Regions from separate parts of the Homo sapiens genome. Here region 1 is linked to region 2. Evidence: read pairs that join two places in POLR2A ChIA-PET (ENCODE). Cell type or tissue: GM12878. All regions are shown on one strand. Links, peaks and the distances in the headings refer to the core of each region. The heading gives the core; the rest is flanking DNA.

Region 1 (5,000 bases), core at 1-5,000, 230 kb before region 2:
CTGATCTATACTATTAATACAATTCCTATTAAAATCCCAGGAAAGTTTTTGCAGACATCCACAAGACTATAAAACTTCTATAGAATAGCACAGGCCCTAGAATGGCTACAAAAATCTTGACAGAACAATCGAGAGAGAAGAATCTTTCTACCTGATATTGACTTACTGTACAGCTATAGTAATCACGACAGTGTGATATTGGTGGAGAGATAGGGACATCAATCAATGGAACAGAAGAGAGAACCCAGAAATAGACTCAAACAAATATGCTCAACTCATTTTTGATGAAGATATAAAATTAATGGAAGAATACCCTTTTCAACAGATGGTGCCAAAGTAACTGGAAAACCTTAGGCAAAAAAAAAGAGAAGATCAGCCTAAACCTCACACCTCATACAAACATTAACTCAAAATGGATCATCTATTTAAATTTCAATTGTAAAACTATAAAATTTTCAGAAAAACATAGGAGAGAATCTTGGTAACGTAGGGCTAAGCCCTACATTCTTAGTGTTCTTAGACCTGAACACTAAGAGCATGATCTATAAAAGGAAAATTTGATAAACTGAGCCTAATAAAAACTAAAAACTTTTCTGCCAAGAAAGCTCATAAAGACAAAATAACACAGGATAAACACACAAGTTACAGACTGGGAAAAATACTTGCACACCACAAATTCAACAAAGGACTAGTATTCAGAATATATTAAAAAAAAAACCTCTCAAAATTTAATAGTAAGAAGGAAAAAAATACAATTAGAAAAGAGAATCGGCAGAAGACACGAATAGTTCACCAAAGACGACATACAGATAGCAAATAAGCATGGGAAAAGTTGTTCAACATCATTACCCATTAGGTAAATGCAGATTCAAACTACAATGAGATATCACTACATTGGTGATCCAAAAGGCTAAAGTAAAAAATTAAAAATCAGTATCAATATCAATATCAAATTGTAATGTCAAAAATTGCCAAGGCTGCAGAGATATGTTGCTACAGGAATGCAAAATGGTACAGCCACTCTGGAAAACCATTTGCCAATTTCTCATAAAACTGCATACGTAACTACCACACAACCCAGCAATTGGACTCTTGGTTATTAATTCCAGAGAAATAGAAAATGTAGGTTCATAGAAAAACCTGTACACACATGTTCCCAGCAGCTTTATCTGTAATAGCCAAAAACTGGAATCAGTCCAGATATCCTTCAATAAGTGAAAGGTTAAACTGTGGCACATCTACACCTTGGCATATTACTCAACAATAAAACAGAACAAACACTGATATACACAAAATGGATGAGTTCCCGAGAATTATTCCAAGTGAAAGAAAAGCAATCTGCAAAGATTAAATATTGTATGATTCCACTTATGTAACATTTTTGAAGTGACAAAAGCTTTAGAAATGAAGACAGATTAGAGGTTTCTAGGAGTTAGAGATGGGAGGAGGGAGGAGGTAGGCGTGGTTATAAAAGGGAAACATGAGGGATCCTTATGGTATTGGAACTGTTCAGTATCTTGACTGGGATAGTGGATACATGAACCTACGCAAATGACAAAATTATATAGAATTTATACACACATGCACACACCTACATAATGCACATAATAAGTATAAATTAAAATCAGGAAATCTGAAGAAGATCAGTGGACTATATCCATATCAATATCCTGTGATATACCATAGTTTTACCAGAATGCTACCTTTGGGGAAACTAGGCAAAGTATATAAGTGATATCTCTGTATTATTTTTTACAACTGTATGTGAACCTACAATCTGAATAAAAATTTAAATTTAAAAAGTGCAGGTTGATAGCCAGAAGAGAGAAATTACATGGTGAGAATCCTGAAATATAAATGGTATCACTTTCAAATTTTTAAAGAGAACCAACTCTCATCTGCAGCAACAGGTGACATCACATCACTAAATAGGAAACTTCATTTTTTATCACTTGTTTCAGCCCCTAATCACAATAAAACTTAAACTGCTACCAAGAAGCCCAACAAACATATTTCGAAACACAAAACTTGACTTTCAAAAATAAAATGCCCTCCTGGTGATACTTTCAAAGTCAAAAGGTGGCCTACTCTGTCTTAAGACATGTGGATAATTGCTCCTCAGTTTCTAAGGTCAAAATCCTATACATTTATATGCACAGCATGCGATTTTACAAGCTCGGAAACCTGGAGCAAATGATTAGCTGAACTGTAAACTTAATCACTAGCAAGATAGGCCAGCAGATCTAAGAAAAAATAAAAAGACAAGGAGAAAAGCATTTTAATAACCATGAAGGTACTCTATTCTGTTGCTAAGCAGGAAGTTTACATGAAAGGGTGTGAGGTTCAGCTCTTTGTGGCTACTTCCCCTAAAAGTACGGTCCAAGAAACACCCTGCATCAATCACTTTCCAGATCCCTTGGCTCCCAGCCAGACCAACTAAGTCAGAGTAATGCTTGAAAAAACCACTGTGACAAGCTATGAAGTGACTCATACGCATGAGTTTCAGAAGCCCTGTTAGAACACTTACCTGTTTATAATTTACTGCTGTCTTCTTCCTGCTGAGGAGTGATTCTCATCAGGGATCCATTCTGCCCCTAGGGGATGTTTAACGACGTCCATCTGGAGACACTGGTTGTCACAGCTATGGGGGCAGAGGGCCCAGAGATACTGCTAACCATTCCACAATGTACAAGATACCCTCCTACAACAAAGACTTATGGGGCCCCAAATATCAATGGTGCTGAGATTCAAACTCCTGACAGAGAGGGATGCTAGCATTGCATTTAACAAAAGGATCGCTAACATACAATTAAAAAAAAAAATAAAAGCAAGATTAATAACTTAGAGCTACTAAGTGGATCTGATCTCCAAGGGCAAAGGTAGCTGTTACTCCCTTGATCTTCTCAAATCTGATTCATCCCAAGGAAGAAGGTTTTCTTTGTGACCATGTTTTAAGAGCCTCATTGCTGGAGCCATAAAGCCCAAGTTGAAATCACAGTTTTGACACTTAATATCTAATATCTGGGTGACATTAAGTTAGGCGATTACCTTTAGTAAGTCTCTATTATCTGTAAAGGGGAATTAATGACTGTTCTTCACCCTAAGAGCTGTTAGAAAAATGAAAATAAATAAGAGATGACTGTCAAAAACCATAGCATGGATCCCAAAAATAAATGTTTTGTTATTACTAATGAACTCTTTCCAATTTTTACTCCAGTCTTTTTATTTCTCAGCTGCCAACAGAGTAAACCATCTTTTTCAGATTAAATTTGGTTACTCTTTTAAATAGTTTCCAACTCCTCCAGCACCAGATAAGATAAAAGCTGACCTTTTTTTTTTTTTTTTTTTTTTTTTTTTTTTTTGACACAGAGTCTTGCTCTGTTGCCCGGGCTGGAGTGAAGTGGCACAATCTTGGCTCACTGCAGCCTCCACCTTCCAGGTTCAAGCAATTCTTTCGCCTCAGCTCCCAGTAGCTGGGATTACAGGCACGCACCACTACACCCAGCTGATTTTTGCATTTTTAGTAGAGACGGGGTTTTGCCATGTTGACCAGACTGGTCTTGAACTCCTGACCTCAAGTGATCTGCCCACCTCAGCCTCTCACAGTGCTGGGATTAGAGGCGTGACCATTTCTAATTAGCCTGTAAACTTAGTGCCAGCTGCTTTCTCTGCAAATAACACCCCCACCACCAGCTTCTCTATCAGTCCCAAATACTCTCAGGTAACAGACAACTTTAACAAGGAGGAAACCACCACTCCTATTAGCCCAGTAGTAAGTGACCTGACCAGCACCAAAGAAATGTTTGAAAGATACATCCTTTAAGAGTTGTTTGCATAAACGAAATGTTTCTCTTAAAAGTTCCCTAACCATACCAACTGGATGCCCCCGCTCAAGAATCCAAGTCCAATCAACAAATATTTATTATACACCACTGAAAGCCTGATGATAAAATGGTGAACACACAGACGTAGCTCCTGCCCTTAATAATCATGGTTTAGAAGAAAATGTTTCACATAAAGACTCCAAAACATACCTCATTAGATGAAAGAAAACCTGTCTTACCAAAAAAAGTATCACCCAGTCCTCAAGTGGATTTTTGTATGAGCCATCCAAACTGCAGAGGCAGCTGCGCCATAGCGGTTAAGACTACCAAAGCTAACGGTAGATAATGGGCTCTTCCACCTACAGTCAATAATCAATCACTCTGGGTAATCACTCTGGATCTACTTTGCCCAAAATGCTAAAAAGAGATATTGACATTGACTACCTTATGGGGTTCTTATGAGAATTAAGTTAGTTTAACAGTACCTGGGGCTCAATTTATAGTGGCTATTTTTATACTTATTACCAAAGGAATTGGGATTTCAAAAACTGGCATCCTGCAGTTCATAATTCTTCAACAAGTCTACAAGAACATCTTTCAGCAGCTTGCAGACACACTGACTTTCCCAAAATATGCTATCTCCTAAAACATTGATAAATTCTTAAATTTTCTGTACTGAGAGCACTCCAATTAGAACTTCCTCCACTATCACACATGGCTCCCAGCAGCATTCATCTGCACCTCATCAGCAGTCGACGATAATGACGTGCCACCCATCAAGATAACAGTCTAAATGTAAGAACATCTGTTACATCCCTGCATTAGAAACTGGGAATGAAGGTTTTGAATCGAGTTTGATTCTTATGCTGTATTGTATCTACTCTTTAGTTATTAACCAGCCTAACCCCTTAAGATGGTCTTATTAAAAACTGAACAAAGTGAGCCCCAATTTTTATTTCATTCATTAATACACATACATATCAATAATCAATTAAAGGGACCCAGGTACTTTTTTTTTTTTTTGAGACAGAGTTTTGCTCTTGTTGCTCAGGCTGGAGCGCAATGACACGATCTCGGCTCACTGCAACCTCCCCCTCCCGGGTTCAGGCGATTCTCCTGCCTCAGCCTCCTGAGTAGCTGGGATTACAGGAACGTTCCACCACACCCGGCTAATTT
Region 2 (8,020 bases), core at 3,021-8,020:
AAACAGTAATTCCCACCCAGAGTTTGAAAGACATTCCAGGACTTTTCCAGCTACCTCATGAGGTGATGTTAAAGTTACAAAGAGAAAGGTCAAGATAAAATTATTTTTAATTCATTTTCAACCAATTCAACAAACAGCTGCTCAACAAACATCTGCTAAACCAAACAGAAGTCAGCAGCACATCAATCGAATTTTTTGGACAACTGGGGAATCGTCTCCTACCTCCCACCTTTTTTTAATGGAGTATTTATAGAGTACTAATATGGCTTTTTTTTTTTTTTTTTTTTTTTTGAGATGGAGTCTCACTCTATCGCCCAGGCTGGAGGGCAGTGGGGCGATCTCAGCTGACTGCAGCCTCCACCTCCTGGGTTCAAGCAATCCTCCCACCTCAGCCTCCTGAGTAGCTGGGATCACTACTCCCTGCTAACCAATATGGCTTTAAACACATTAGGTAACAGTAGAATCCAAAACTGAAAGAGCGGGGAGCTGGAGATCAGTATCCAGATCTTTCTACTCAAGGCAACATTAACATGTCCATCTCTGAGACATTCAATAGGCTTTTCTCATGCAAAGCCATGTTTCTTTTTTTTTTTTATTATTATTATACTTGTTCTGGGATACATGTGCAGAACGTGCAGGTTTGTTACATAGGTATACACGTGCCATGGTGGTTTGCTGCACCCATCAACCCGTCATCTACGTTAGGTATTTCTCCTAATGCTATCCCTCCCCTACCCCACCCACCCCACAAAGACGCCAGTGTGTGATGTTCCCCTCCATGTGTCCATGTTTTCTCTTTGTTCAACTCCCACTTATGACAACAAGCAGTGTTTGGTTTTCTGTTCCTGAGTTTGCTGAGAATGAGGGTTTCCAGCTTCATCCATGTTCCTGAAAAGGACATGAACTCACACGTTTTTATGGACAAAGCCAAGTTTCTATTTCCTACCACATCTTAACATAAGGAATGTACATTCTTCTTACTCCAATCCTCCCAATCCAGTCAAGTGTTGCTCAGAGTTCAATAGTCAGAAAGGGGGTTAGATGATAAGAAATTACTTACTGGGTATAAGGTACATTACTCGGGTGGTGGATACCCTAAAAGTCCCAAGTTGATCACTCCATAATCTATGCATGTAACACAATTGCACTTGTACTTGCATAGATTTATACAAACAGTAATAATAAACTAGTACAAACAATAATAAAAGAATTCCATATTTTAAAAGAAGAACATGTAGAAATAAATTTGTACTCAGTGTGATGCCTAATGCCAAACTGGCTCTCAATAATAATAGCATTGAAATATATACCATCTAAGGTGTATCATCTTCATTTTGCAGACTGAGAACTACCTCAATGAGAGCCCCACTTTGTAAAGTCTTGAGCTGGTGTTTTATCCCATGGGACCATTCAGGCTCTTTGTTATTTACCAAAAATCTCTAACACAGAGTTTTAGAAATAACCTTTGCCAAGTGGCTCATCCACAGAAATTTCTATTACTTTCCAGAAAGCGCAAAGACTGTGATTCACATGCAGGAACAATTTTTGTTTTACATGCAGGGACAACTTATAGCTTGTTATTTATTTGTTTTATCTTTTTTCTTCCATTTTATTTTGAGACAGAGTATCGCTCTGTTGCCTAGGCTGGAGTGCAGGTGCCACGATCGCCACTTACTACAGCCTCGACTTCCCAGGCTCGAGTGATACACTCCACCTCAGTCTCTCCGAGTAGCTAGGACTACGGGCACGCACCACCACACCCAGCTAATTTTTTATATTTTGCAGAGACAGTCTCACCATGTCACACAGGCTGGTCTCAAACTCCTGGGCCAATCAAGAATCCTCCTGCCTTGGCCTCCCAAGGTGCTAGGATTGCAGGTGTTGTGCCCCCACACCGGGTCCCAACTTTTAGACTCCAAAACATGATGGACCCTTAAGAGCCCTCTCCCTCTCCCTCTCTCTCTCCCTCTCTCTCCCCCTCTCTCCCTCTCTCTCCCTCTCTCCCTCTCCCTCTTCTCCCTCTCCCTCTCCCTCTCCCTCTCCCCACAGTCTCCCTCTCCCTCTCTTTCCACGGTCTCCCTCTGATGCCGAGCCGAAGCTGGACGGTACTGCTGCCATCTCGGCTCACTGCAACCTCCCTGCCTGATTCTCCTGCCTCAGCCTGCCGAGTGCCTGCAATTGCAGGCGGCGCCGCCATGCCTGACTGGTTTTCTTATTTTTTTGGTGGAGACGGGGTTTCGCTGTGTTGGCCGGGCTGGTCTCCAGCTCCTAACCGCGAGTGATCCGCCAGCCTCGGCCTCCCGAGGTGCCGGGATTGCAGACGGAGTCTCATTCACTCAGTGCTCAATGGTGCCCAGGCTGGAGTGCAGTGGCGTGATCTCGGCTCGCTACAACCTCCACCTCCCAGCAGCCTGCCTTGGCCTCCCAAAGTGCCGAGATTGCAGCCTCTGCCCGGCCGCCACCCCGTCTGGGAAGTGAGGAGCGTCTCCGCCTGGCCGCCCATCGTCTGGGATGTGAGGAGCCCCTCTGCCTGGCTGCCCAGTCTGGAAAGTGAGGAGCGTCTCTGCCCGGCCGCCATCCCATCTAGGAAGTGAGGAGCGCCTCTTCCCGGCCGCCATCACATCTGGGAAGTGAGGAGCATCTCTGCCCGGCCGCCCATCGTCTGAGATGTGGGGAGCACCTCTGCCCTGCTGCCCCGTCCGGGATGTGAGGAGCGTCTCTGCCCAGCCGCCCCGTCTGAGAAGTGAGGAGACCCTCTGCCTGGCAACCGCCCCGTCTGAGAAGTGAGGAGCCCCTCCGCCCAGCAGCCACCCCGTCTGGGAAGTGAGGAGCATCTCCGCCCAGCAGCCACCTCGTCCGGGAGGGAGGTGGGGGGATCAGCCCCCCCCGCCCATCCAGCCGCCCAGTCCGGGAGGTGAGGGGCGCCTCTGCCCGGCCGCCCCTACTGGGAAGTGAGGAGCCCCTCTGCCCGGCCAGCCGCCCCATCCGGGAGGGAGGTGGGGGGGTCAGCCCCCCGCCCGGCCAGCCGCCCCGTCCAGGAGGTGAGGGGCGCCTCTGCCCGGCCGCCCCTACTGGGAAGTGAGGAGCCCCTCTGCCCGGCCACCACCCCGTCTGCGAGGTGTACCCAACAGCTCATTGAGAACGGGCCATGATGACAATGGCGGTTTTGTGGAATAGAAAGGGGGGAAAGGTGGGGAAAAGATTGAGAAATCGGATGGTTGCCGTGTCTGTGTAGAAAGAGGTAGACATGGGAGACTTTTCATTTTGTTCTGTACTAAGAAAAATTCTTCTGCCTTGGGATCCTGTTGATCTGTGACCTTACCCCCAACCCTGTGCTCTCTGAAACATGTGCTATATCCACTCAGGGTTGAATGGATTAAGGGCGGTGCAAGATGTGCTTTGTTAAACAGATGCTTGAAGGCAGCATGCTCCTTACGAGTCATCACCACTCCCTAGTCTCAAGTACCCAGGGACACAAACACTGCAGAAGGCCGCAGGGTCCTCTGCCTAGGAAAACCAGAGACCTTTGTTCACTTGTTTATCTGCTGACCTTCCCTCCACTATTGTCCTGTGACCCTGCCAAATCCCCCTCTGCGAGAAACACCCAAGAATGATCAATTAAAAAAAAAAAAAAAAAAAGAAAGTTCATACAGTATCAGGAGAAGTCCTAAGACCTCAAACAAAATAATCTTCCCCGAGAGATGCCGAAGATTTTTTATTCCCCATCTCCTGGACTCTGTGACAGCTTGGAAATGGGCACTACCATGTTCTCAAATTGAATCATATTTTCAACGAATCCAACTTAAGCATGGCCTCACCTAACCTGATCGCTCCGGCTTCGCAGTGTCTCTACGTCACACTCCCCACCCCAAGTCAGGGCAAGCCTCCGGAGAGCAGGGATTTCGATAGTCACAACACAAACAAAAAATGCCAACGAAGGTCTCTTTTCTGCGATTCTACTTAATTATATCTTAAAGAACTAAGCAGTATTTCAAACGACAGCAGACTCAACCATGACAAATTCCCCGTGTTGTGAAAACTCGCGCCCAGTCTAATACCTACAACCGGAGGCTCAGGAAAATGCCGGGGGACTGCGAGAGATTTTAAGAACTCTGCCTCCCATAGCTGGTCCCCTTCTAGAAGGTTTCTATTTCGTGTCAGAGAGGTTAATGAGTTAGTGGGTCTGCTCTAGGTCTAGCTTTGGAGTATGACCATATGGAAAGCAGAGATAAGCAAGTAAAAGATGTCGCGCTGATCAATAAGGGCGCAGACAATACCATTTTGAAAACAGATTACAAGTCTGCAATGCGCTGTGACATAATTTAAACAAATATCACAAAATGGATTCCTACAAGGCAAGGTGCTCTTAAGAGTAACTCAGGTATGTCTGAAAGCTACAGTGACATCTTTAAGACTCCCTGGGAACTAGTTACTGGCAGACATTCTTAGATGACACCTTGCTGGCCTGAAAGAATTAACACATTTTCAAAAAGAACCTGATTTTTCGGGATAAGTCAACCCCCTCCTGGGTCTTCCCAAGTTTTTGAACATAAGTCACTGACTACAAACTGAGTCCCAATGCAATTCAATCAGTTCAGATTCGGCTAAAGGAAAGCTAACACTCAGCATTTATCTGCCCCTAACACACCCAGAGTTGGGCTTTTCACATCTTCCCACAGGGCTATGTGTGAAGCAGATATTTATCCCCATCAAAGAGACAAGGAGACTAATGTTCAAAGGGATTGAATCAAGGTGTCCAATGTCAAACAGCTAGTGAGCCAGGGTGGGGACAGAAGTCTAGTTCTGCCGACTCCAGTACTGAAACTCAACCACCCTACCAAGCTACCTCTTCCACGAAGAGCAGCCCTACATGACTAAGCACACTGATCACCACCTGCATTCAAAGGCAGCACGTGTCTGGTCTGTGAGCCCTTCCCTCCTCCCTGTCACCACATCAACACCCAACCAGCTGTCCACAGTGCCAAGATATGCCACATTCCCCTCTCAGTGCCAAACTGTCTCAAGTACAACTGACTTTTGCAGCAATAAAAGACACATAGTAGAAAAAGTAATGTGTATCCTACAGAACGTTAAGAAAAACCTGTGCAGCATAGTTCCAAGCAGTAAATTCCTTGCTTCAAAGGAGAAGAAAAAATCAAAACATCCATTCATTCAACAATACACTGCAGGCACGGGGGTCCAGTCATAAACTTAAATCAATTAACTCTCTATCTGAAATGGAACTGTAATTAACAGAGACAGTAAAGTCTAGGAAGAGAAGTAAGAAGGAGTAAGAGGGATGGGAATGGATGCCCCTGCAGACACTGTTAAGCCACAGACCAGCTGTGACTGTGCTGTCATTACTAGGGACAGACACATCCAATGTTCCTCTGAGCCTCTTGATACCGGTACCAGCATCCAAGCACATTACAGTATTTGGAGTCAGTCCTCTGACCTGATTCTGGGTCTCGGTGAACAACTCATAATGTCTCAAGCTCTAAGCCACAAAAATCATCCATCAACCCCACTGGAAATGAGGCCCTGAAAAAATCTTGCCTGAAACAAACACTTCTGCTCATACTTTTTATTTAACTACACTACCTTAGTCCACTCTCAAGCAAAAATCAAAGTTTAAAATAACCAATCCTAGAGAGCAGCGCAGCTCAGCATCCTTCACTCAAGGCCCTAGAAGGTAATGTCAATAATACAAACGCAATGCACAGTGTTAGTTTTACCAGGGGACAAAACTGTAATTAGAAAGCATTTCTATATTATCTAAAGTTCAGTGTAATAAATGAGCTTTAAAAAGTAGGCCACCACTGATTTAGCAAATACTAAGTATTCTCTGAATTTAGTATAAGCAAAAAGCTCTATGTTGGGGCTCATCATAATTTCAGATAGAGGAGCTTGTGTGGTAGAGTAAATCCTCCTAAGAAATGACAGCCTTAGTGTAACATACTTTCAGCCCAAGATAATACCATCTCTTGAAAATATCTGAGAGTCACATTTGTTGTGATTCTACTCTGAGATCTCATTAAACTTCAGGAAGTGTCTACATGTTCAGCAGAGGGTAATGTTCACAAAGTAACCTTTTTTAAAAAAAAGCGACAAACCCATAAAACCAATTAAAGCCTTACACATTTCCTCTAATACTTTTTGTAAAATTTGCATAATTTCTGATTTAACAAAAGAAACTCAATTCTTGGTCTCCCCCCACCTAACCTTGAGTTGCTGTGTTATAAGGCGCCACCCACACACTGCCGTTTGCTTTCTACTAAAATGGGCCTGTCAGTTTCTATTCTGAAGCTGTTGCAGAAAAGCAGCGAGAAAAACAGAAAGTTTAAGATTGCTATTTTCAAATTTTGCAGAGTTAAAGCCGGGCTTTCTAGAGTACTATAGAGAGTTCACACACTCTCCCATTTTTCACATGTTTATCTGTTCCTTTCTCTTCCCCCAAATGCCTGATAGAGGGGTGTCCTGTAAATGATTTCACATTCATCATAACACTGGAGAATGGCACCAAATACTTGGACCTTCAATGTATGAGTTTTAACTCAATCTTATTTGAAAGTATATGGAATTAAGATTTTTAAAAATTTGTTCCTACCTTTCTGGACTATACATATGGATGAGAATGGTCTTCTGTATGGGTAGGCAGACTCACTCTGCTAACAGCCAGACAGTAAATATTTTAGGCTTGGCAAGCCATATGGTCTCTGTTGCAAACACTCATTTCTACTGTTGTAGCAAGAAAACAGCCATAGACAATAAGTCAACAAATAGCAGGGGCTCTATTCCAATAAAACTTTTTTCCCACCCCTACACCTTGACCAATAAAACTTTATTTACAAAAAAATAGGCAGTAGGCCAGATGTTTGCCCATGGGCCATGGTTTGCCAATCCCTGGTCTTGTGGATCAAGTCTTAGAATCAGCAGAATGGACTTAAAAGACTAGTAGCCAGACTGACTTTTTTTTTTTTTTTAATTAAAAAAATTTTGTTTAAAGAGACAAAGTCTCACTATGTTTCCCAGTTAGATTCAAACTCCTGGGCTCAAGAGATCCTCCCACCTCAGCCTCCTAAGTACCTGGGACTGCAGGTGTGCAGCACCAGGCAAGACTGACATTTATTAGCCGGTAATTCTGGGCAGTCGACTTTGCCTTGCTTTAGTTTCCTCGTGTACAAAATGCCGAGCATGAGTCAGGCCTAATAGAGCCTCCCTCATAGAACTGTTCTGAGAAGCAAGTGAATTAAAATGGGAAAAGTGCTTAGAGTCGTAGCTGGAACATATTACGTTGTACATATGCTTGCTATAAGCATCATTTTAAATCTAATTAATGGCATTATCTAGAACCAGTATCAAATACATATATATATTTTTCTTTCTGTTATAGCTATGTCAAAGGTGCCAGACTTTCTAGGAAAACTTAGAAGGAAGTTTTCTCTCCATCCCTATGTTAACGCCTTTGCATCTTAAAAGCAGAAAATGTTAAAGATACATCGAGGTTAGAATGTCCCACCAAATCCATAAGCTATGCAATCCAAATTTAAATTGTTGAGGAGGCATTTAAGTTTTCAGCTTATTCATAAGCCACTTGTGGTTTTTCTTAGGATTCGAGTTCTGTTATGATTTGGGGTCACTGGAGACCATTTCCGCTCTTGTTTCCAAGCCCATCCTAAAGCAATTACTGCTGCTGTAAGGCAACAGGAAGGAACAGATGGCTGGGTCTAAGTTTTAAAAGTACTTTTTAAATTATTAATTCAAATGAATTGGGGGGGTAAGGGAGAGGAGACACTACCATTACATAATTTCTTTACTAAATGTAAAAACAATTACTAAATTGAAGTCACCCATTCACTCCAAGTACTGTTCTACACCATTTTTGAACAAAGAAAACACCTGACATCAGCTGTCAGCTTTTCTTAAGTAGGCTTCTGTCAGTGGTCAGAAACAAATTACTCTTGAGACATCTCTGGTATTACAAAGAGGATGAGTGTGCTACTGGCATCTAGGATAGATG

What was found. ChIA-PET counts read pairs that join two places held together with the same protein. Peaks named below come from ENCODE experiments on the same cell type or tissue, not always from the same donor. Only the 100,000 strongest peaks of a DNase experiment are listed, where the experiment ranks them.
Region 1: POLR2A ChIA-PET joins it to region 2 with 5 read pairs; 2 of 35 experiments call an interaction of 5 or more read pairs at or near these places.

What each region holds. Positions count from the first base shown.
Region 1 is chr3:61,892,664-61,897,663 of GRCh38, reverse strand. The region is part of intron 2 of PTPRG (protein tyrosine phosphatase receptor type G); the gene reads right to left. Among named protein-coding and RNA genes, the nearest start is that of PTPRG, 330 kb to the right of the region's middle. In GM12878, for the core only: a CTCF peak has its summit at 2,595; a DNase peak (open chromatin) is centred at 2,433.
Region 2 is chr3:61,666,758-61,674,777 of GRCh38, reverse strand. The region is part of intron 1 of PTPRG (protein tyrosine phosphatase receptor type G); the gene reads right to left. LOC124906245 (a long non-coding RNA gene) reads right to left here. Exons shown (of 2, transcript XR_007095942.1): 1 at 1-8,020. Among named protein-coding and RNA genes, the nearest start is that of PTPRG, 110 kb to the right of the region's middle. RefSeq lists an enhancer at 2,048-2,885. In GM12878, for the core only: no CTCF peak of the experiment used is centred there; a DNase peak (open chromatin) is centred at 4,954.